Linked DNA regions of Mus musculus: region 1 is linked to region 2. Evidence: chromatin loops called from intact Hi-C (ENCODE). Cell type or tissue: left cerebral cortex. All regions are shown on one strand. Each heading gives the region's core, and the rest is flanking DNA. Links, peaks and the distances in the headings are about the cores only.

Region 1 (11,690 bases), core at 1-8,000, 260 kb before region 2:
AAAAAAAACAAAAGAAAGAAAGAAAGAAAGAAAGAAAGAAAGAAAGAAAGAAAGAAAGGGAAAGGGAAAAAGGGAAAAAGGGAAAAAGGGAAAAAGGGAAAAAGGGAAAAAGGGAAAAAGGGAAAAAGGGAAAAAGGGAAAAAGGGAAAAAGGGAAAAAGGGAAAAAGGGAAAAAGGGAAAAAGGGAAAAAGGGAAAAAAAGGGAAAAAGGGAAAAAGGGAAAAAGGGAAAAAGGGAAAGGGAAAGGGAAAGGGAAAGGGAAAGGAAAGAAAGAAGGAAGGAAGGAAGGAAGGAAGGAAGAAAGAAAGAAAGAAAGAAAGAAAGAAAGAAAGAAAGAAAGAAAGAAAGAAATAGTAGAAGAAAAGTTTAGCAGTCTGGAGTGTTACCCATCTGTCAAGGTCAGAAGTAACATGCCTGTCACTTAACTCCTAGCCCTGCACCCTGAACAGTCATCCACTTCTCTCCCCAAAGAGTCCTGCCTCTTCTCCTAAGCCCCAGGCCACATTTGCCCAGGCACCTACCACACTGATGAGCTGGGACAGTGATAGCTCCAGGCGGATGGAGATGAGCTGGGAGGAGCTGGTGGCTGGGCGGATCAGGTTGTTGTAGCGGGTTTTGTTCAGGAGATCATCCATCAGCTTCTCCTCTGCGTTGGCCAGGCGGCAGTCCCCTGGGAAATCGTATAGTCAGACGTGCTGGGCCCTTGTCTGGAGGAACCCCACTGTGGCTGTGGCAGCGAAGAGGGGGGCTGTGAGAAGCAGAGTGTAGGAGCCCTGGAGCTATGTAGGGGAGGGGGATGTGGGGGGAGAACTGAGGGGTGGGGCTATGGGGGGGGGGGGGGAGACTTGCAGTGGGTGGAGCTATGCGGAGTAGGGTGGAGGAGGGGAGGAGGGAACCTAGAGGGGTGAGGCTGTGCGGGCGTGGGGGTGCCAACAGGCTTGTCTGTGTCATTTTTTCCTCCGGGACAGACCTCTTCCTTGTGCTCTTCCTGGCAGCAAATGCTGTTCCCTGCTGCAACATCCTGTTCCAACCTTGGGCATCTGTTCTTCTCTACTCCTGCCCCAACCCCAATGTCTCCCCCCACCCCCGGCCACTGAGACCTATCTGCTCCACTTCCCAACTCCTCTAGTTTGTCCTTCCATTTCCACCCTTTAGCTAAGCGTTCCTTTACCTCTCCTGCCCTGGACTGCCCCAGACTCTTCTCTGGCGTACACACCACTTGCCTCTTACCCGTCTCACTTCCGGGTTTTGAGTATACCCTTTCTTTCACCAGGATTGTTCCCAGCCTACCAGCTGACCAACGTTTGAGTGGAGTTTGTGCCGGATGCTGTGCTGCGTGCTGAGGGTAAACAGCAAAGCCCAGGAACAACTGGCCCTGGGGAAGACACATGGGCACCTCTACCAGGGACATTTCCTGAAACGTGGGCTGTAGATAGAGCTGGGTATGTGGTAGTGTTTTCCTAGAGAAAACAAAAAGCCAAACGGGGACTGAAGAAGATGGCTGTCAGTAAACTGCCTGCCATGCAGGCAGGAGGGTCTGAACTTGGATCCTTTAAACACCCACAAAAAACCTTTGTGGCCTTGTGGGGCGGGCAGAGATAGGCATATCCCTGAATGATACTGGCTGGCCAGTCTAGCCCAAACTTGTAAGCTTAAGGTACTCCGAGAGTGCATATCTTTAAAAAAAAAAAAAAAAAAAAAAAAAAAAGAGTGCTCAAGGAAAGACACCTATATGCACCTGCTACACTATACACATGCATAACACACATGCAATAAATAAGGAAATAAGGAAACAAGGTTATTCTAGGGGAGCCTTTCTTGGATCCAGACTTTGACCTACAGAACACAAGGTCTCTTTGAGACATCAAATGGAGTAGTCCAGCTGGCAGCTGGTTTCTGGTAAGACAGAGTTCTTGGCTCTAAGCCACATTGAGGACCAGCTCCAGATCAGCATCCTGCACAGACAGACATCATCCCTCCGAGCACCCACAGCCCAAGATCTGTCCCTCCTGTGCATCCGAGATTCCTTGCCAAGTGGTATCTGGGTCTTTGTTTCATCTGTCTCTTGTGTTGGGAATGAGGTAAAGGTGAAGTTTAAGGACTGGATTGTGTACTATGATGTCATTAAGGAGACTGTGGAGAGTGGAGGATGGGACATGAAAAAGAAGGAGACAGGAAGGAAGGACAAGGGCACATGAACAGGATGCCCAGGAGCAGGAAAAGAGATGAGGATGGTCAGAAGAAACACCGCCAGGGAAGGAGAGCAGGTAGCATGCTAAAAGAGGAGAAGGCTAGAGGGATCAGGGTAGGGATGCTGGTGAGGTGCTGACTATCTTACCAAGCCCAGGAGTCTGGTCAGATCTTTCCTAAAGAGCCTTCACATCTTACCAAACACCCCCTTCTTTGGATGGAGCCAAGTACTTAGAATGTGAATCACCCTAGTCTAGCAAAGGTGAAGTAGACTTGTGGGTGGGTGCTGGGCTGGCCACATGTTCATGGTGAGCAGCCGCTACCCTGCCTTCTCCACGCGCTTTCCAACTGGCTGCCTATCTAGAACAGATGCAATATTTAGGGCCTTGAGAAAGATGCTCCAGGCACACCTGCTGCCCCATCCCCACACTGGGTTGGGGGCAGGGTGGGAGGGTTGTCCAGCATATGGGTAGACTGATTCTGAGCTTGGCTCCTCACAGCTTCAATTCCCTCTCCACAAGCCACCAGCTTAAATACCCTTGGGGCCTATCTGTAGCCAAAGGATAAATCTAGGTTCCTCTCACAATTTTTTGTTTATTAGAGCTGACCTCTCATTTCATAGAGATGAGTCTAACTTGTCAAAGGTCTACCTGGCAGTCTGTGGCAGCACTGGGATAGGCTCTGCAGCACCCAGCCTCCAGTCCTGCAATTCTAGGGGAGCTTAGATCTATCTCTGCTGCCCCGGGAGGCTAGTCTGGCTGGACTATAGGTTCTAGGCTGGGGCGGGGTGGGGGGGTTGTGCTTGAGCTCTGAGCCCACCTGGGGTACTTACTAATCTTTACCACCTTCAGCTTGTTCTCTTTAATATTTAGCTGGCTTAAGGGACTCTCCCCATCTCATGGACCAAATATGGACCCCAGAGTTCCCCTAGATCGGTGGTTCTCTACCTTTGTGTCACAACCCATTAAAGGGGTCACGTATTAGATATCCTGCATATTAGATATTTACATTACAATTCAGAATGGTAGCAAAATTACAGTTATGAAGTAGCAATGAAATAATTTTATGATTGGGGGTCACCACAACGTGAGGAACTGTATTAAAAGGTCACAGCATCAGGAAGGTTGAGAACAACTGCCCTAGACCATTTAGGCTCTAGCAAGTCAAACAAAGCCAGGTCCAGGGGTTTCTTTAAGACAGAAGCCCTCCCTGCCCCCTGTACTTGCTTATATACCCCTGCTAACTTGCCCCTGAGGGAGGTTGCTCTGCTGGGCCTATCACTTGTGTCTGTGTTTGTTAGCATGCCTGTGGATGGGGCAGAGAAGTGAAATGACCAGCAGGGCTGTTATGGCTGAAATGCACCCCCTCTTTTCACCTCCAAAGGGAACCCTAAGAGCACATAGGCAGACTTTGCCATCTACTCCTAATGCTTTCCAGAGCCTGTCAGATCCAAGAGATAAGTAACATGTCAGAGGGTCACCACCAGCTCCTGAGGGCTTTCACGGAGTCAAACTTTATACAGTTAAGCAGATAAACCACCACTAGAGGTCATCGTGATACAATGTTGAAAAAAAAAAAAAAACGAGAGCCCCATTGGCTGCTGCACAAGGTCTTGCCTTTGGAGATTTTCCTTGGCAAGAATGCTCCCTTGAGGAAAAGGAGAAAGGTTGAGAATCTGATAGGATTCTTAACCATAGTGGAATTGTGAGTGTCTCTCTGTGTGTCCAGTCTGAGAAAGCATATCCAATCTAGAAATAGAGAGCTATCTGGGGATGCAACGGTTAACAGAATCTCATTGGCAAGTGTGTATCTGAAGGGCAGGGCTTGCCAGGTGAGGGCATGTGCTTAGTGAAGGAGGGGCCTGTGAGATGCAGATATGTGCTCGCTAAAGGGTGGCTGTGAGCATCTTAGAAACTCAGAATGCTGTCTTAGAAGGAACTCACCAAATGCTATCAGTGCTTCTCCAATCACAGGTCAGAATCACCTGGCTATATAAAAGCCAATTCCCCAGCTTCCATTTCCAGAGGTTCAGATCCCCTGAGCCTAGGCTGGGGTTCAGGAGTCTGTAGAGGAAGGTGCAGACAGCCTAGTGGGACCATACTTCAGAAATACTGCCAGTGTTTGTCAGATGACAGGCAAGGCGGATTGTTGTCATGGAACAGATAAGGAGCTTGAGAGAGGGTAACAGAATAGGGGCACCCAGCAGTGATCCAAAGCCATAATGCATACTGTGCCAACACTACTTTGATTGGGAGACCTTGACTGTTCCCCACTCCTAATTCTAGTACCTTCTGGATGTGATCTTTATGGGAGGAAGATGCAGCCTTGGTTCTCTGGGTCCATTGGAGCTCAGAGGACAAGCTGGTGTGCACACAGCTTGAGGTGGTGGGGGTAGAAGCTACGAAGGACCTTGGAATTTAAGGGGGAGGGTAGCTGAGTCTGGAAGAAACCCTCACTGTGTCTGAGTGAACCTGGGGAGGAGAGCTGAGAGAGTCTCTTCAGTGTCAATGCTAAGTTTGTGAGCTGCAGACCCCAGTTCATCAACCTGCCCTCAGCTAAGCAGGGTTAGGGACCAGCTATGGCAGTGCCCACCATATATGTGATATCTGGAAGACCTGCCCCAAAGTGCAAAAATACTTCGCACATATGGAATGCTAGTGTCTTGGTGACCCCTCTCTCTCTCCAAACAGCAGGCTTGCTCCCACACATTTATACCGTAGCAAGTTCATCACTTCACTAGAGTTGAAAGAGCCTCGGAGGACCCTTTGGGGACCTCTTAGCTCTGGGACTGATCTGCACTGCCCAGCTTGAAGACACTCGTCAGTGATGGTGACCTGGCAGCATGGAATAAGGTAGCGGGGACCCCAAACCTCACAGGCCACCCACCCAAGCCAGCCTGCATCCCCATAGGGCTTGCCCCGCCCACTCCCCAGCTGGTCCGGCCACTCCTCCCACACTGCGACCCTTGTCCCTCCCACCTTCTCTAAAAAGAACTCACCAGGCTGAAGCAGAGCGAACAGAGAGACGAGGAGCAGGGGCGTACCCCTCATGGCCGGCCGGGTGGCTGCCGGTCACCCCACAATGGAACCGCGAGTGAGCGTCTGTCCCAGCTGGCAGTCTCTCTGTGCCCGGCGGCACTAGGACCCGATGGAGCCTGTGCTCCCCACCTGGGAAGCTGCTGTGGGTCCCACCCACTTAGAGGACTGAACTGGAGTTTGGGGTAGACCCAGAGCAGGGTGTGTCTGGGGGAACCTGTGGCTATGGATGATGGTCCCGAGACTTTCTCACACTCAGGAGCCGGGTAGTGCGTGGCACTCGGGAGGGTGGACTAGCTCTTGTCTCATTCGTCTTGGGGACTGGGGAAGGGGTGGAGTTACAGGGTAAGGGAGGGTCTGAGAGGGCAGGCTGCGTCCCCCTCACCCATCTTAATCTTAGCCTGGCTTACCCAAGGCAGTTTAAGTGGCTGAAAGAAGCATACATTAGCCTTTCCCACTCCTAGGTGGTCCACGCTAAGTTTCAGGATCTAAAGTTAGAGGACAAGTCAAAACAGCCCTGCACCTGGGACAACTAAGGGGCACCCAGCAGCTTCAGGGGCAAAGTGAACAGAGCTTACTTGGCCTGGAGAAGGGACGACCTCTGGACCTAAAAATAAGGCAGAAGTCCAGTCGCTTTCCCCGATGATTTCTTCTTGCTATAATCTGACATGTTGGCACGGGAGTTTAAAAACAAAAGCAAACCAACAAGCACAGAAGTCGATGAAATGCCTTGAGGATGGTTCCGAGAAGATAGGTCTGAGGACATCCTCTCCTCCTTAAACTGCGGCAATAACAGATTCACAGGGTGAACCCACAGACCTAACAGGACTGAAAATAAGTTCGTCTTCTCCCTGAACCCAAACCGGGAAAGAGATGTAGAAAGCCAAAGCCTGTGACCTGTGGGGCTTTGGAAGCTAAAGGCAAGGGTAGGTCCTTTCACATAAAGTGGAACTAGCAGACCCTTGGTAAGAGCCAGAAATCACCCCAGTCCTCGACAGGATGCTGGGGTGTGGGGTGTGAGAGTTTGCTTGCTGATAGTTGTCTGTAGTCCTGACTGTCTAAGGTATGCTCTGTTATCTCTGATGGGCCACAGGATGGGCGGTAGGTAGAGGCGGGGAGAGAGAGCATATTGAAGATTCTGGAGAAAGCAAAAGGACTAAAGGTGAGGGGAAGGAGACAAAAGAGAGTAATTGGGAGGGTGTGGTCAATGACCAAAACTTATTATATACATATGTATGACAATCTCATAACGAACATTTTTTTTTTTTGAGACAAGGTCTCACTATGTAGCCCTGGCTGTCCTGGAACTTGCTATGTAGGCTAGGCTAACCTCAAACTCACAGAGTTCCCCCTGACTCTGCTTCCTGAGTGCTGTGATTAAAGGCATGCACCACTATACCCAGCTCAAACCCATTTTAAAAAATAATTAATATATACCAATACAAAACATTTAAAAGGCACAAAATGTAAACTTTCTTAAAAAGCCCTCTAGTCAGGAAACATCCGTTATATTGTCGTAGGATTTCTTACACATGTGAGTCAGTAGCTGTTTTTTCAATTTGTTAGTAAAAAAAACCAAAAAACCTTGTAATGATTTTTTTTTAAAGACAAATTTTTTTATATGGGCCGGGTGTGGTGGCACACACCTTTAATCTCAGCACTTGGGAGGCAGAGGCAGGCAGATTTCTGAGTTTGAGGCCAGCCTGGTCTACAAAGTGAGTTCCAGGATAGCCAGGGCTACACAGAGAAACCCTGTTTTGAAAAAACAAAAACAAACAAACAAACAAACAAAAAGTTCCTTATATGGTACTTGTAGTTTTCCTATACATCTCAGATTTAAAAGAGCAAAATGTGCCTACAAACCAAGAGCTGCAAATAAATTAAGCAACCAGACAGACAATAAAATAAAAACCAGAGAATTCACTTTAGACAAAATATTTCTGCAGACAACTGAAAAGGAGTCCCATGAGGTACACGCAGACATGTGTGTGCAGTTACCTGCACATGCTACCATGCACCAACACGGAAGCCAGAGGAGGCTCTCGGGTCCTGCTCTATAAACTCTCCTGTATTCCTTGAGGCAGGGTCTCTCACTGTTCCTGGAGCTGGCTAGTGGCCAGCAAGCTCCACAGGACTGGGGTTACGAGATCATGTGACCACACCCAGATGTTTACATGGGTACTAAAGATTCAAACGCAGGTCCTCATGTTTGTGCAGCAAGTTCATACTAAGCCATCTCTTCAGACACAGATTTTTTTTTTTTAAAGAAGAGAAAAAGGGAGAGAGCTGTCCAGTTACTTTCTAGGCCAGTATGGGTCTCACTCGGCCTTCCTGACACTTTAGTCCTTTAACCCAGTTCCTCATGGTGACTCCCAACCATAAAACTATTTTCGTTGCTATTTCATAACTGTAATTTTGCTATTGATATGAATCATAATGTAAATATCTGGGTTTTTCTGATGGTCTTAGGTGAGCCCTGTGAAAGGGGCATTCGATCCCCAAAGGAACAGGGACTCACAAGTTGAGAACAACAGTTTTAGGGGGTAGCATAATCTTGGCATTGAGCTGGAACAAGGACATATTAGAAAAGTGCATCATAGACCAGTCTGCCTGATGGGTCTCTAACCCAGGGGACTGTGTGACCTCCTGAGTCTGATAACTGATCTCCTGTGATCTTGAAGAAATGATTTCCTTCTCTTTGCCCTTCCTTCCTTCATATTTAAAAAGAGGAACTAGTCTCCCCAGGAGGCCTTCTAAGGAAGAGAGGAAATAAGTCATGGAAAGTACCTTAATGCGACCTAATAGGGCCGGAACACATAAAACTTAATAAATGTTAGCTGTTATTGTCTATTATGAACACGGATTCTAAAATTCTAAATAAAATAAAACCAAGTGAAGCACAGCAGTGCACACAGGGAAAATGGTGTATCATTGAAATGTGGGCTCTCGCCCAAGAACACAAGGACCGATCCAGTCAGGTAACTCATTAATGTAATATGCAACCTTAACAAATTAAATATGCATCTGATACAACCCTTAGCACACCACTCCCTTAACCCAATAAACCTGCAGCATGGTAAAAGGAAAAACTGTGTGAGCAATCTCCATCCCAGTCAGCCTCAGACAGGCTACTTCCATCCATCACTGGATTTATTTAGGCCTTGTGTAGGAAATATGTAGAGATAAAACTAAATGAAATTGCCATTTTTTTTTTAGGTCACAAGCTTCCCCAAATCAGCAATTTATATGATCCAACCTATAATAGAAGCGGATAAAGGTAATAAATTTTAAGAATCGAAGAGGAAAAACTACCCGTGTTTGCAGACAATACGATTGCACTGTAGAAGATCCAAGAGAGAAATTATCAAATAGATGAATTAGTAGGACTAGTGAGAGAGTTAGCAAGGTTGCTGTATTGAAGATCAAATTAAAAACAATTTGTATCCCACAGGGGCTAGAGAGATAGCTTAGTAGTCAAGAGCACTTGCTGCTTTTGCAAAGCTCAGAGTTCAATTCTCAGCATCCACACCAGGCAGCTCACCACTGCCTGTAACTCCAGCTCCAGGGGACCCAACAACCAAGTCCCAGATCACACATATGTGTATATCCACACATCCAGAAACAAATAAATAATAAAGTAAATCTTTAAAAGGAGATTAGTGTTCCTGTACACTTCTAATAACATTCAAACACACAGTCGAGGGCTGAGATCACAGCTCTGCTAGTAGAGCCCTTGCTAACATGCATAAGGTGCTGGGCTAGATCCCCAGCAATGCATAAACTTGGCTTGATGGTGCACATCTGTAATGCTAGCACTGGGGTGAGGAAGGCAAAGGTCATCCTTGTGTACATGGTAAGTTTGAAGGCAGCTTAGGATACATGAGGCTCTGACTCCAAAGCAAAACAAAAAAGACTAGAAAATGTGCCAGAAAACAAACAGATCCTATTTATAATAGCAAAACCTGAGAATACATTTAGAAAAAAATAGGCTACTCCTTTTATGAACAATATCGCCATGGTCTGAACATGCTCCCCAAATTCACAAACTAAAGCGTAATCACCAGTGTGGAAATTAATATATTCAGAGACTGACCAATGGAAATGTCTACCATATACATTCTGAATAAAAAGATTCCATATTACAATTGATCACTTCTCACCAAATTAATCATTGTATTTCTGCGTGAATCGCCATAGGACTTTTCATGGCACATGGCAGACTAATTATAAAATCCATGAGAAATAAAAGTGGGTTGAGGCACAAACAAAAGTACACAAACACCAGGTTAGGCAAGGACATTGTGTATTCCAGGCTAGGCCTTTGCTAAGGTTAGGGTGCCAGCCTGGTTGGCTCTTGGTGAGGGGCCCCTCCTGGCTCAGGAGGATTACTTGGATCATCACGTGATGGAAAGCAGGATAAAGAACAAACAGACTCTTCTCCATTCCTTCTCATGAGGGCTCTAACCCCACCACAAGGGCTCCACTCTCTAACCCAGCCACCAATAGAGGTTTTCTTTATACTGGCACTATGGGGCTGGGGACTTAACATGTGAACTTTGTCCTTACAAAATAGTAAGCAACATTTATTTATTTACTTACTTACTTAGTTATCTATCTATCTATCTATCTATCTATCTATCTATCTATCAACTTATAGAAAGGGCCTCATGTCTCTGAGGCTGACCTGGAACACATATGTAACTAAAAATGAGGAATTTCTGATCCTCTCGCCTCTACATCTCAAGCGCTGGATTACAGGTAGCTCCACTATGCCCACTTTGTGCCATGCTAATGAAAGTACTCAGGTGTGGTGGTTTGAATAGATATGGTCCCATAGACTCATGTATATAAATGTTTGGCTATAGAGAGTGGCACTATTAGGAGGTATACCCTTGTTGGAATAGGTGTGGCCTTGTTGGACAGGGTGTGGCCTTGCTGGAGGAAGTGTGTCACCATGGAGGCGGGCTTTAAGGTCTCCTATACTCAAGAAGCTCCACCCAGTGTGGCACACTGTTCTCTTCTTTTGCCTGTGGATCAAGATGCAGAAGTCTCAGTCCCTTCTCTAGTGCCATGTCTGCCTGGATGCCACCATGTTTCCCACCATGATGACAATGGACTAAACCTCTAAAACTGTAAACTAGCTCCAATGAAATATTTTCCTTTATAAGAGTTGTCTTGGTTATAGTGTCTCTTTACAGCAATAAAACCCTAAGACACCGGAGCTACAGGCAAGTTAGGTAAGCATTCTACCAACCAAGCTAGTCCCTAGCCTCAGAAAGAAATGTCTTCAACAAAATACCAAAAAGACACATTCAAGAGAAAAATGATGTGAGATTCCTCTTGTTTTAAACCTTGGCATCATTCACTATTTAAACTTCTGCTCAATCAAAACTCCCACAAAGCTTAGAGAGAAACCACAGAATAGGAAAAGAAGTTGGTAATAAATACACCCAGCAAAGGGGTGTGTGTCCAGAGTGTTTCAGAGATTGCTATAGACATTAATATTCTAATCAGTCAAACAACCAAGAAGGTAAGACTCGGAACGTGAAGGCAACATGCAGATTCATGTGACGAAGCACTGACAGCTGCCCATGAGTGGTCCTTGACAGGAAGGAGGGAACTAGAAGCTAAGGCAGGGAAATGAAGTTTCTTTCTATTTGGAAAGCCACATTGCCAAACGTGCTGATGAGTTTTCAGAGCTGCGGACAGGTTCAGGAACTATTGCTGGTTTGTAGAAAATGTGACACTGGAGTTGAAGATGCTCATGCCCAGTGTTCACCCTTTCTACTCATTGTCATGTCTGCATATCAGTGACCAACTGGAAGTGACATCAGTGGCCATTATCAGGCCCTGTAATATCCACACAGTGGAGAGAGGTGGATATAACTTCCTTGAGGAGGAGCTTGCAACCCTCCACCCATCTACCCAGCCTGCTCAACAGCCTGTTTCTGTGCATCCCAGAGCTGTGAAGGATGCTGTCTCTCCTTTTTAGCTGGACAAACAAAACAGCAACAACAAAGACTATATAACAGAGGCCATCATGGTCTGCCAAACCTCAGGTATTTACGTGCTGGCTTTCCACACAAGGGTTTGCTGACCCTTAATTTCGAGTCACAGGTAAAACACAAGTCAGTCTTTCTAAAACACAGGACAGAGACAGCTCAGTTGGAAAAGTCCTTGCCACACAGCAGGGGGACCAAGTTAGATTCTCATGTAAAAAGCCAAGCATGGCAAGGTGTCTTTTTTCTTCTGGTCCGTGAGTACCAAGCGCCAGGCCTGGTGTTCGGCATCAGCTGGGGCTGCAGATGGTGACAGTGACCGTGGTGGTGATGTTCGAGCAGATGAAAGCAAACATGGGCAAGTTGTTCAATCCTGCGAACTTGGCTACCCTGAAGCAATATGTGGAGAGGCAAGCTAAGGAGACCGCCTATGATCTGGAGGCTAACCTGGCCATCCTGAAACTGT
Region 2 (12,029 bases), core at 2,285-10,284:
AATGGTGCAGGCAGAGCTGAGAGTTCTACATCTTCATCTGAAGGCTGCTAGCAGGAGACTGGCTTCAGGCAGCTAGGACAAGAGTCTTATAGCACACATCCACAGTGACACCCCTACTCCAACAAGGCCACACTTCCAAATAGTGCCACTCCCTGGGTCAAGCATATTCAAACTGCCACATATACCTTAGTATTTTTTAGGCATGAACTTTTGTGAGGGAGGATGGCTGGTGGCATCCTTGAGACATAGCCTTGAGGTGTTAGAATTATATCACTTTTTGTTTTTTCCAACCTTTATGGTCCTAGGCTGAGGCCAAATGGAGATATGGAGGTGGGGCTCTAGGGTTTAGTCAAGAAGATAATCTGTCATCTACTAAATGTCAATCAAATATATATTTGAATATATTTATATATTAAATATATAAAATATATATTAGAAGATTAGACAATGAATCTTGTGAAAAGATCAGAAACAGATGCTTTTGGCTAGGCTCAGTCTACAGTAATCACTGGAGGAAGGCTCTGCTGAGCCTCCATTATGCCTGGATACCTACAGAAAGGCTTCAGCTGCGTGGTCACCAATGACCATTTGATGAGCAATGAGACCCTTACTGAGGGCAGCAGAGAACAAAAGCCACCAGCAGAGGTGCAGGTGGCATAGGGCCTCCCCCATTGCTCTGCCCCTCCCCTGGCCCCCCATACCAAGAGCTTGGCTAAGGCTGAGATTTAGAACAACTCCAATGTGGTGGTCAGTTGTGTGCAAGGAGTCACAGAAAGATCACAAGAACCTGATGCCCAGCATGTGGGCGTGGCTGACAAAGAGGAGGAGACTGTTGCTGGTGACAGGAATAAAGTGAGCAGGGAGGAGACCTGATCAACACCTTCAGTGTGAAGGGAAAAAAATTTATAGGAGACCCAGAAAGCCAACCACCTCGTGAAAGATTTGAAAAGCCACTTGAAGGGTGAAGGTGGTGAATTTTCAATTGATGGACATTATTGAACGGCCCATCTGAGGCCGAGGTGACGTGGGAAGGGCACAAGGAGGCTGCGGATAGAGGATGGACTGAGGCGATGGATTCGATCCTCGTGGCAAATGTGAATTGTTAGGTACAGTGGAAGTGGTAGATCTGGCCTGAAGCTGGAGGTGGTGGCTTTCACGGACTGGGGAACTGTCAGAGATTAGTGAACTGATTTGGATCAATCAAATGTAACTGAGGAAACCCAGAGGCAGACAGTGAAAGTAATGACAGCGAAGTTGAAGAGATTGAGGAAGAGGATCCACAAGAGATGCCTTCGGATAAGTGGGAAGCTATTTGAAATAAAGACTGAGCAAAAGAAGAATTAAATATCTGAAAACCAAATGAAGGTACTGATGGACAATGGAAAAGGGCATTTGTTCTGCATAAGTAAAAAAAAAAAGTGAAGAGGTTCGTGTTGCAGATTCGGCTGTGGACCTTCATTTCTGGAAGCCAGCAAATGATATAAAGTCTCAAGTGGAGATCAATTACGGAGGCCCTGGGACAGGGAAGACGAGGGCATGGGTGTGGTAGTCATCCAAACCGTGGCCAAAGGACTGATGATTCAAGTGCTTCTAGTCCTGATGTAGATGACCCAGAGGCATCCCAGCTCTGGCCCCACTGGATGCTGTGATGCAGCACTGGTTCCTTTGTGGACCCTGCTCAAAGCTTTTGCATGCTTAAAGATCCCAAATGACTAGAAATTAAAAAGAAAGACCGTCATTCACACCATTCACACCTAGAGACTGAATCTTATCTGTTTTGAAAGCAAACCTCTCTAGCTACACAGAAGTAACAAATGTTAGTTTGTACTTAGAAATGCATGGGGTAGCTGGGACGTTTCCATAATTTCCAGAGATTATGCATTCTTCACGAATACTTTTATATTGCTGCTTACAAATATGCATTTCCAAACTTGAAATTTAGGTGTTAACAGTGTGTACCAGTTAAGAAGAGGAGAGGAGGGGGAAGGGGCAGGGGGAAGGGCAGGAGGAGGGGAGAGGGAGGGGAAGGTTAGATAAGGACACTGTGGTGGTTTGAATGAGAATGGCTGCCTGCTCCCAAAAGCCCACACCACTCCCAGTTAGTGCTACCCTCCTGTCTCTCTCCCTCTTTACCCCCATCAGCCATTTCCCATCTTCCTCTCCCTCTTCTCTCACTATGTTGCATCCAACTCATAGGGATCCTCCTACCTCACCCTCCCAAATGACAGAATTACAAGTACTCACCACTAGGCCAAGTTTAGAACGCCTAAGATTCTTTAAAATCTCAAAGATACAATGTATCTTAGTCCTCAGTTCTCTAAGGATAACATATTAAAAAAAAAAAAGTTCACTTGCAGTCCATCCCCTTAAAATGGAGACCAAAGTTTCATTTGTAGCAATTAGAATTATAAAGGTCATTTCACCTTGTTCACAGATTTTAGTTATAATTACAATTATTTGCTAACCCTGAGAAATGAACAACTCAGGCAGGGGTGTGGCTTAGTAGGTCAAACTCTTGAGATCCTGGGTTTGCTCCTCAGCCCTGCATGAGTGGGAAGGAGAGTGGGGAGGGTAAAGAAAAGTGAACTGAAACCGAGCAGTATTTGGGCATAGCTTTTCCTACAAAATTATTTTAAAGTGGGCAGGAGAGATGGCACAGCTGTTAAATGAGAGGCTCACAACCAAAAAGACACACGTTTATATAAGCAGAACTTGCCTATCTTGTCAACATGGTATTTTCATGAGGTTTTACATTAAACAAATGTCAGATTATTGGCATTTTTCTCAAGGTCTGTTTTTACAAAAACAACTATTTTTCATACAGGAGTCTTTCTACTACATGTATGTATGCATACTGTGGGGGTGGGGGTGGGGAGGGTGCCCAATGAGGGTTGTGTCCCTGGAACTGGAGGCACAGATGGTTGTCAGCAGCCGTGTGAGTACTGGAAACTGAACTCTGGTCCTCTAGAAGAGCAGTCAGTGCTCATAACTGCTGAGTCACCTCTCCAGCTTCCTGACTGCTTTCCATTTGATCTCTACTGCCGTTTTTTAAAAAGAGGCAAGAAAGCCACTGTCGTTCTGTTGTTTCTCTTAGACTTCTGCGGCTGTACTCTGCCAGATCCTCAGTTGTCATTAGTTTGTAATGTCAGTCCACTAAAGCCACTTTATCACCTATCCCACATCTCTTCAAGACACACGATCATCCCCAGATCCTGCATGTTCTATAGGAATACTTAGGAGGGTGGAGATAGAAGACTGTGGAGAAATATAGTATGTCCCTTCATAAAGGGCTGAAGCAATGGATGTCAGCTGTGGGAACAGAAAGGCACCAGAGAACAGCAGTGGACAAAGGAACGGAAAGGTCTTATACTAGCAAGTATAGGCGAGATTTGTACGAGAAACCAAGAACCCTGACTGAAACATAGCAAGCAAGTGGCGAGCCCTGCTCTGTGGGGCTGGACCCAGAGAGAAGCAAAGCCCTGGTGAGCTCCCCAGGTGCAGGGCATGGCATGCATGTGCAAGGTACAGCATCACAAAATAGTTTAAAACAGGAGCCTAACCCCAAAGGACCTTGCCTCTTTATCCCAAGTGACCAAAATCAAGAAAAACAACTGGTACTATAAAATTTAATTTTTACCTAGATGGGGAGATGTTCACTCATCCATCCAGACACAACCTCCTGGGAACCACATATGTTTTGAAAGGACGCCATTCCTTCTCAAGGGGCTGATTCAGGGAATTTGCCTGCTGTGTTTCTATCTGTTCTTTAAGGGTTTTTCTTTTTCTTTTTTTAAGAGGTAATTTTTCTTTAATCTTTCTACTTCTGGTCTGGTATATACACTATCCCTACGCTTTGTGCTTGTCACCAGCACTCCCTGCACATTTCGGCAGCCTGGACGGAGAACTTCCTCTTTGCTTCCAGTCTTAGTCAGGGTTTCTACTGCTGTGCTAAACAACATGATCAAAAGAAACTTGGGGAGGAAGGGTTTATTTCGCCTTACAGCTTGTAGCTCCTCTTTCAGGAAAGTTAGGGCAGGAACCTGAAGGCAAAAACTGATGCAGAGGCCATGGAGGAACACTGCCTACTGGCTTGCTCCCTATGACTGCTTAGCCTGCTATCTTATACCATCCAGGATCACCAGCCAAGAGGTGGCACCACCTACTGTAAGCTGTGACTTTCCACATAAATCAAGAAAATATACCAGAGACTTGCCTTCAGGGCAAGCTGGTGGAAGCATTTTCTTTAAGTGAGATTCCCTCTTCCAAAATGATTCTAAGCTTATGTCATGTTGACATAAAACTAGCCACCATGCCTTCTGTCTTAGGGTCTCCATTACTCTGATGAGGCACCATGACCAAGGCAACTTTTATAAAGGACAACATTTAATTGGGGCTGGCTTACAGGTTCATAGGTTCAGTCCGTTATCATCAAGGCAGGAGTTTGGCAGCATCTAGGCAGGCATGGTGTAGGAGGAGCTGAGAGCTCTACATCTTGTTCTGAAAGCAGCTAGGGGAAGACTGGCTTCCAGGCAGCGAGGCTGAGGGTCTTAAAACCCACATTCATAGTGACACACCTACTCCAACAAGGACACACCTCCTACTGGTGCCACGCCCTGGGTCAAGCATATACAAACTATCACACCTTCCTTAGCCTCTCCTCCATCCAGTACTTGTAGATGCCAGCCGTTTGGCCCTTCGACTACTTAGGATTCTTGAGCTGCTCTCTAGGAAGCCCCCAAGGCCTTCACCTGTGACTCTGCACTGCTGTCACCCAAGCTTAAGTAAGTAGTTCCTGCCTCCTGGGAAACGCCTCACTTCCCACTTGCAGCAAAATAACCCTAGCCATAGTTATCCTTGATAGTGTCTGAAGGCAATGGACAAAGAGTAGCCTTCTATAGTCCACTCCAATTCTTCCTGGGAGACCCTTCATTTTCTGGGTGGCACAGATGACAGTTGTAGTTCATGCACATGGATCTGTGCCTACTGTAAGGACCCTTCTGCCAGCCCTCTCCTTTTCCTCCACCACAACGTCTGTCACAGCTCTCTCAAGTTGGGAGGAGCCTGAGCATGTGGCTTATGGTGTTTGTGCTTGTATAGGAAGTCCCAGTCAGACTTCCTAAATCAAGAGACCTACTAGTAACCAGGCTTTCATTTTTCTCCAAGACAGTTTGAGTCCCCTTCACTTTCAGTCATGGCTGAGTTGATAGTTTTAGTCTGTGAGCTTTCCCTTCAAGGTCAATCTAGTCTGACCCGTCAGGTTGGTTTGGATCCAGAGAGAAACTGTATCCCACCTTTGGGAATTGGAGAGAGACTATTCTAAGAGGATGCCTCAGTGGAATTGGTGCAGGGAGTCTTGGTTTCACTCTGCTGACAGGAGAGGTCTGTTGCCCTCAAAGGTAAATGCACAGCCATGGAACTCGTGTGACAAGCCCTGAGCTTTCTATTCCTTCTGACTCACCCCTGGGATGCTGTCTTAAGAACTAGTCTAAATTTGATTCTCAGACTCTGAAAAAAAAAAAAAAAAAGGAAGAAAGAAAGAAAACAATTTCTTCCACAGCAAAACTTGACCCTTAACACAGTTCCAGATCAATAATGCTGGCTGCCTTGGGGCACATTGAGCTATTACTTCATCCTGCCATTAGATTACGTTGTTTGTAATTTAGGAAAGGACTCTGAGATTTCTTATAACCAAGCTTTCGAGACTGTCACAAGACCACAGATGCAATAGGGATGTGCTATGTATTTTACTAGATTCTCCTGAACTTTGCATTTTCCTCAAACTCAGCCACAGCTGACACCCTTCATAGCTTCTTCTTTGTACATATCCAGGCTTAACTTCCAGCTTCTCTACTGCACCTTCCCCTCCCCCACATCATCCTCTTCAGCTTCTCCTCCTCTCCTTCCTCCTCCAAAGATCTCTTTCCATCCACACCCCTTTTTATCCAGACACATTCTCCCATCATGCACTTGCTCCAGAAACTCAAGGAAGAGAGAAAGCCATCCCACCCCTTCAGAGGACAGCTTTCCTCTTTTGCAAGGCAGCTAATAAGGATTGCAGTGCCAGCAGCTACACATCCCTTTCCCCATGCCCAGTCTGTCCCAAATATAATCCATATTAGGATCTTTCAGCCCTGATCCCTTCATCTGCACTAGCGAATTCAGAGGATTCATTGTGGCTTTTGATCCAACATAGCAACACATCTACATTATTCTAATTATCTGTGCACCCATGAACAATTAAAAACTACTGCTTCTCCTGCAGTAAAAATTTCTCTTTGGTACCATTCAGTTACACACCCCATCCCCCCAATCTGTCCCAAATATAAACCCAATCAGGACCTTTTAGCGATGATGCCCAGTTCCATAGGCATTCAAAGGCTCGCTGAGCTTTTGAGCTAGGCTAACAGTGCGTCTCCATCACTCCAACCACCTGCTGCATTCATGGAGAAGCTGCATCTGGTACTCAGTATGTGCCTGATGAGGTGTGTGCTCACCATCCAGTTACAGCCAGGCCAGTTTCCATAGCTATTGCTGTTATGAGCGTCCAATGGCCACATCAGCGCTGCTGCAGGAAATGACAAGGATGGGCTCACTGAGATAATATAATTAGCTATGTATTAGAGGGAATTAAAATGCCAGTATCAAACTCATTAACTACAAAAACTTGTAGAACACAACACAGAAAGCTGCCAAGAATCCTGGTCCCTTTCAACTTAAGCAAGCCGAAACCATGTGCAAGTGCACCAATGTGGACCCCAGTAGATAGGAAGGCTGAGCCATCCTGACCGTGTATGTTATAAGCCAAACTTCTCCAGAGAGGAGACAACAGCTTCAATACTCCACCGGGGACTCAGACTTGTCCCCCGCTTTATTAGACACAGCCTACATGTTCTAAAGCCTAGAAAAGACCTCAAGAACTAGAAAAGCCAAACTGGAGGAGGCAAGGTTAAACATGACACGCTATCTATACAGGGCTGCAGATTCCATGTCTAGCTCAGGAAATCCTAGAGCGCCACCTAGTGTCTAAACAGTTCGGGCTAAAGCCTTAAACCAGCCTCTGGTCAAAGGACTCTGCTGTATCTTGCAATCTGGCAGCACATTTTAGCCAGAAGTGCCTAAAGCTTCCAGAGTAGAAGCCTCCTCTTAGCCTATGTCCAATCTGCAAAGTGGGGGCCCATCAAAAGTAAATGTCCCTCTCTTCTACATGAGGTAAGTCTGACCTCCAACCAAGGCCACTATGATTAGGTTAAACCTGAAAAATGCCAAGTATACATGACTTTATTCCTAAACTACAAAGATCATAATGAAAAAGATTGATGGGGGGCTGAGACTATAAGGTTTCTGTATTTTCTATCTCCATGGAGATGAACTTTAGGTTGCCCTAAATCTTGGCCATGGGCCAAGATTACATTACTTATTGATAAGGGAGTAACTTTTTTCACCCTAGCACCTTCTATGGTTAGAATTCCAGTGCCCAATTCTCTTCACCAGAAGCTCCATCCATCCCCTTTCCACTCCTCTTGACCTGTACCATAGGCAACACCTTCTATTCATTCTCAAGTCCTACCATGCTGCTCTGTTTACTTCTGGGGTAGAGATACAATGTCTCGACTTCAGAGCCACTCAGGCGTTTTTTTTTTTTTTGGAGGTCCCCTCCCCCATCCTGTGATAGTCTGGAGCTGTCTGGGGCCAAAGATCCCTCCCTAGAGTCTACTAGAGCATCATCCAAAACACTCCTCTGTGGTCTGAGTTACTTCCATCCCTGAACACTAACAGTCACTCCCTTCTCAACTACCACTGATGGGCCCAGCAGCCTCCCCTGAACCCCCCCAGTTACTGAAGGCTAAAGCATAAAAAGCTCACAGCTTCTCATTGATAAATCCCTGGCTTCTGTGCTCATGTAACTCTTCATACAACACTCTTACCTTGGCAGTAAAGAAGTCAGATAGACCCTACAGGTTGGTCTATGACTGTGGGCCACAATGAGGCTGTAATCCTGATCTAACTCTAGTTCCCAATCCTTATACCTCATTGGGGCAGGTTCCCACCACAACCTCCTGGTTCACAGTGTTAGACCTTAAAGATGCTATGTTTAGTATTCACATTCGCCTAAACCCTCAGTTCCTCTCTGGCTTCAACGACAGGACATTTCTACCTTGCTTCACCTTTTCACAATTTAGATTAATTGTGGCACACTTATATACTGCTGGTGGGAATGGAAATTAGTCAAGCCTCTGTGAAATCAGTATGGAAATCCTTCAAAAAAAAACCTAACTAAAAATAGGACTACCATATGACCTAGACATAGCACTTCAGGTCTAAATTAGCATACTTCGGAGATACCCAAACATCTGTATTTATTACGGCACTATTCACAATCACAGAGTTCTCAGATCATCTATGGAGAGACAGTGGACAAAGAAAGGTGGTATATATGCACAACAGAGTTCTATTCATTTGCAGAATGAGATTCTAGCCAGGCAGTGGTGGTGCACGCCTTTAGTTGCAGCACTCAGGAGGCAGAGGCAGATGACTATGAGTTTGAGGTCAGCCTGGTCTGCATGGAGAGTTTCAGGACAGCCAGGAATCTCACACAGAGAAACTCTGTCTCAAAAACAAAACAAAACAAAACAAAACAAAACAAAACAAAATACCAAAGAAATCCTATCATTTGTTAACAACTGGATTGAACTGGAGATGGTCATATTCCACAGGTGAACCAGACACACACACAGATAAATATTGTATGCTTTCTCATTTGTGTCCTAGAATTCATTCATATATTCATACATCTGCCATGAAAACGGAGAAATGGATGGAGAGAGACCAGTGGAGAGAGGGCATGTGAAGGGAGAGAATGGGGAGAGGTGAGTACTAGTACTTGAATGAAACCATCTACATGAAACCCAACACTGTGTACTCAGAAAAGCCCAGCGTTTGCTCCCCCCACCGCTCTCCCCTTCCCTATCCTCTGAACACCCTCCTGTGCCCTCAAAGCTCACAGGCATCCTTGCAGAGCTTGACTGCTTTCTTCTAATTCACCAGCTCCTTTTTCTCACGCCCACCTCAGCAGCAGCAGCCAAGGCCTCCTGCTTGCCAGCCCTGTTTTATCCCTCAAACTCCAGTTAACAGTGTCCTAAAGTTACTTCTGAGTTTTCTTCTTCGTGTATGTTTTTATTAATTCAGTATGTGAGGGAGTGTACACGTGTACACATTTGTACACACATGCATGTGCGGGTCAGAGGACCACTGGCTGGAGTACTCCTTTAACCATGTGGATGTCCAGCTTGGGGGTAAAAACGTGAGGGTAAAACTGCTGACTCATCTTCCTCTGCTGGTCCTCTTGGGTTTTAAAATTCTCCTACCTATGAAACTATAGATGTGCAGAAGGGACTCGAGTCCTCTGGTGACCACCTAAAGGTAAAGCAAATGGTAGCCTGTGGGGAGACTTGACGTTGCAGCTGGGTTGGCAGCTCAATCACGTTGGCTAAGGGAGCGACGCTAGGGAAGGTAGGCTCAGTGTAGGCTATGCTAAAGAGATGGGCAGAATAACTACTCCTTTAGTGAGATTCTGTATTTTTTCCTTCCCAGAATTCTCTGCCCCCAGTGCAGGGGCTGAAGGGCCAATATAGGAATATAAGTCGTCCACTCATACTCCCACCTTGTCTTCCCCTTTCTGAGCATGTATGTTTTCCCTAACATTTCAGGCTCTCCCCGACCAATACTTTGGATATCCTTTCCCTTTCTCTGAAGCTCCGCTCCCTGCCCTGTGGCTGCTTGCTGGCCATGTGTCTGACCTCCATGCTGGCAGCTCTTCCTTCTCTTCTCCAGGCAGCTGCTTTACTGTACACCTGCCCTTTAGTTTGCCTTTTAAACGCTGATAAAATTATCCTTGTGTTTCCATGTGCATCTATTCTTAAATGCCTTTATTAATGAGACTGAGAACCCCAAAAGGGACCCGGATTATAGCAACAGAAAGACAGGGAAATGATTCTGTATATATTCAGGCTTTTGTGTCACCTTTTTCTGTTCACTGTAACGCTGTGATAGGCAAGGCAGAGAAAACTGGGCTTTTCTTCTCTACAGTCTAGCCAAAATTAAACAAATCCAACTGGTTTTACCAAGCCCTGGCTCCCAAGTGTTTTCTAGGTTTGGTGGTTTGATTTGTTTTTTTTTTTTTTTCAGTAAGCATGGGAAATCACTGAGAATACCTACCACACATATAGAAGTAATAATTTTTAAGAAACCAATCTTTATTTGGCAAAAATTCAGACATTAACTGAATTGGGGGAGAAAACCTGGGGCAGTGTTCCAGAAAAAAATTTCAGATAGAGATGCGCGTTCACAAGGACCAGTTGCATCCAACCCATCCCTGGGATGACTGTCCTTCAGGATTCCAGCTTTGGCGGGCTTCCTCTCCTTCAGATCTGAACCCATACATTCTCTAAAGTGCTCATGTTTATTAACAACTGTTTCTATGGCAGCAGAGTCCTCTTTTTAGGGCCCAGGGGTGGGAGCTATTTATAAGCCAAAGAATGATAGCATGCACCAATAGCAGCTATTAGTGATGAAATCCTTTTGGGATCTCTCATAAATAATATGGTAACAAGACAAAATATATTCAATGTGCATATTGTTTATCAAAACCACATCCGGATTCTAATTTTGTCTCCCATCTTGGTCTACTGACTACATACATAGAAGCCTAGGTAACAGTTTTATCACTCATGAATCGATAGTTTTGACCCCTGGAATCTACATTATTAGCTGCACTGAGCCATGGACCTAAATGAATCCTCTCTGTAACAGGTTTCTTACCCCGTTAGACAGAAGGCAGGCTTTGCCGTGTACAAGGTTTGCCATTCCACGAGGTCTTTTGAATAGAAAGAGTTGGCTTCCCCCATGCAACAAGCCCTTCCCATCCCAGAATGTACTGGCATAGACTCTATTTTTAAAATGCGTATGAAATAAATTAAACAATTTTTATTCTATTTAGCAACTCGCAAAAGCTACTTTCTTTCATGTAGATTGTACCATCTAAAATATATTAAAATCAGCCATTCAAAGTGTGATAGTTCCCAAGCAAACTTCAACTCATACTCTCGGCATATAAAAAGGTACGTAGCATAGGTATAACATTTAGAGCACGCGCTCTGGATCAAGAAGGCGAGAGGAAGCATCCTAGTTCTAGAAACGACTCCACCCCATAGTGGGTATAACAGTGGGTAGCAGAGCACTGTGAGCCTTCCCTCACTATACAGGAGACAGAGAAAGGGGATGGGATATTCATTCAGTCTGAGACTCCTTAATCTGAACTCCAAAATGCTGTAGAAGCTACAGGTTTGGGGGGCATCATGCCAGCACTTAAATGCTGGGTATTAGATCTTGAAACATTTCAAATTTTTAGGTTAGAGCTATTTCACCAGCAAATTTTATGCAAATATTCCAAAGTTTGAAAAACTTCAAAATCTGAAACCCTTCTGGCCCTGAGCATTCCAGATTAAAAAAATAATAATAATAAATAACCTTGTCTACTTCAAAGGAGCACAGAACACAAAGTGAATTTACACAAGTGAAGCACCTGGAGAGCAAGGCCACCGCCCAGACAAGGCTAAACTGTGAATGACTGCATTTTAAACATCATAAAAATGATGTTATAATGATTAACTTTATTCTAAAATCGTGTAACACATATTTCCCCAATTAATAACCCATCGAGAATCAGTGTCCAAGCTGGCTTCTATATAATTTATATACTCTTAAACTATTACCTCATAGCAAACTCTCTTCACTGCCAGGACTAAGTCTTGAGTTATTCAGGCTTCCATGTGTTAGGGACAGAAGCATCACAGTTCTCCCAGAGCCCACTACACCCTCAGGGCTGCCCCTCACCCAGGTCTTTCTAGAGGCCTATGTCTCTGAAGTCTAGAAACTTAGTTTATAACCAACACCCACATAGGATGTCTCTCTTAACATTATCCTTGATATAAGGATGTCATGGAATAAAATGAATCCTCTCTGTGACATGT

The links. A loop is a pair of places that touch in the nucleus more often than their neighbours do. Peaks named below come from ENCODE experiments on the same cell type or tissue, not always from the same donor. Only the 100,000 strongest peaks of a DNase experiment are listed, where the experiment ranks them.
Region 1: it touches region 2 in a loop (3-fold over the local background); 5 of 42 quality-filtered maps call a loop at or near these places.

What each region holds. Positions count from the first base shown.
Region 1 is chr9:55,043,256-55,054,945 of GRCm38, forward strand. Chrnb4 (cholinergic receptor, nicotinic, beta polypeptide 4) reads right to left here and starts at 5,289. Exons shown (of 6, transcript NM_148944.4): 1 at 5,189-5,289; 2 at 522-670. The coding sequence starts at 5,240. In left cerebral cortex, for the core only: a CTCF peak has its summit at 3,718 (motif pointing right); DNase peaks (open chromatin) are centred at 1,955 and 2,485; H3K4me3 peaks cover 361 bases.
Region 2 is chr9:55,304,751-55,316,779 of GRCm38, forward strand. It overlaps the pseudogene Gm15625. Among named protein-coding and RNA genes, the nearest start is that of Tmem266, 16 kb to the right of the region's middle. In left cerebral cortex, for the core only: a CTCF peak has its summit at 7,018 (motif pointing left); DNase peaks (open chromatin) are centred at 4,136, 7,014, 9,061 and 9,455.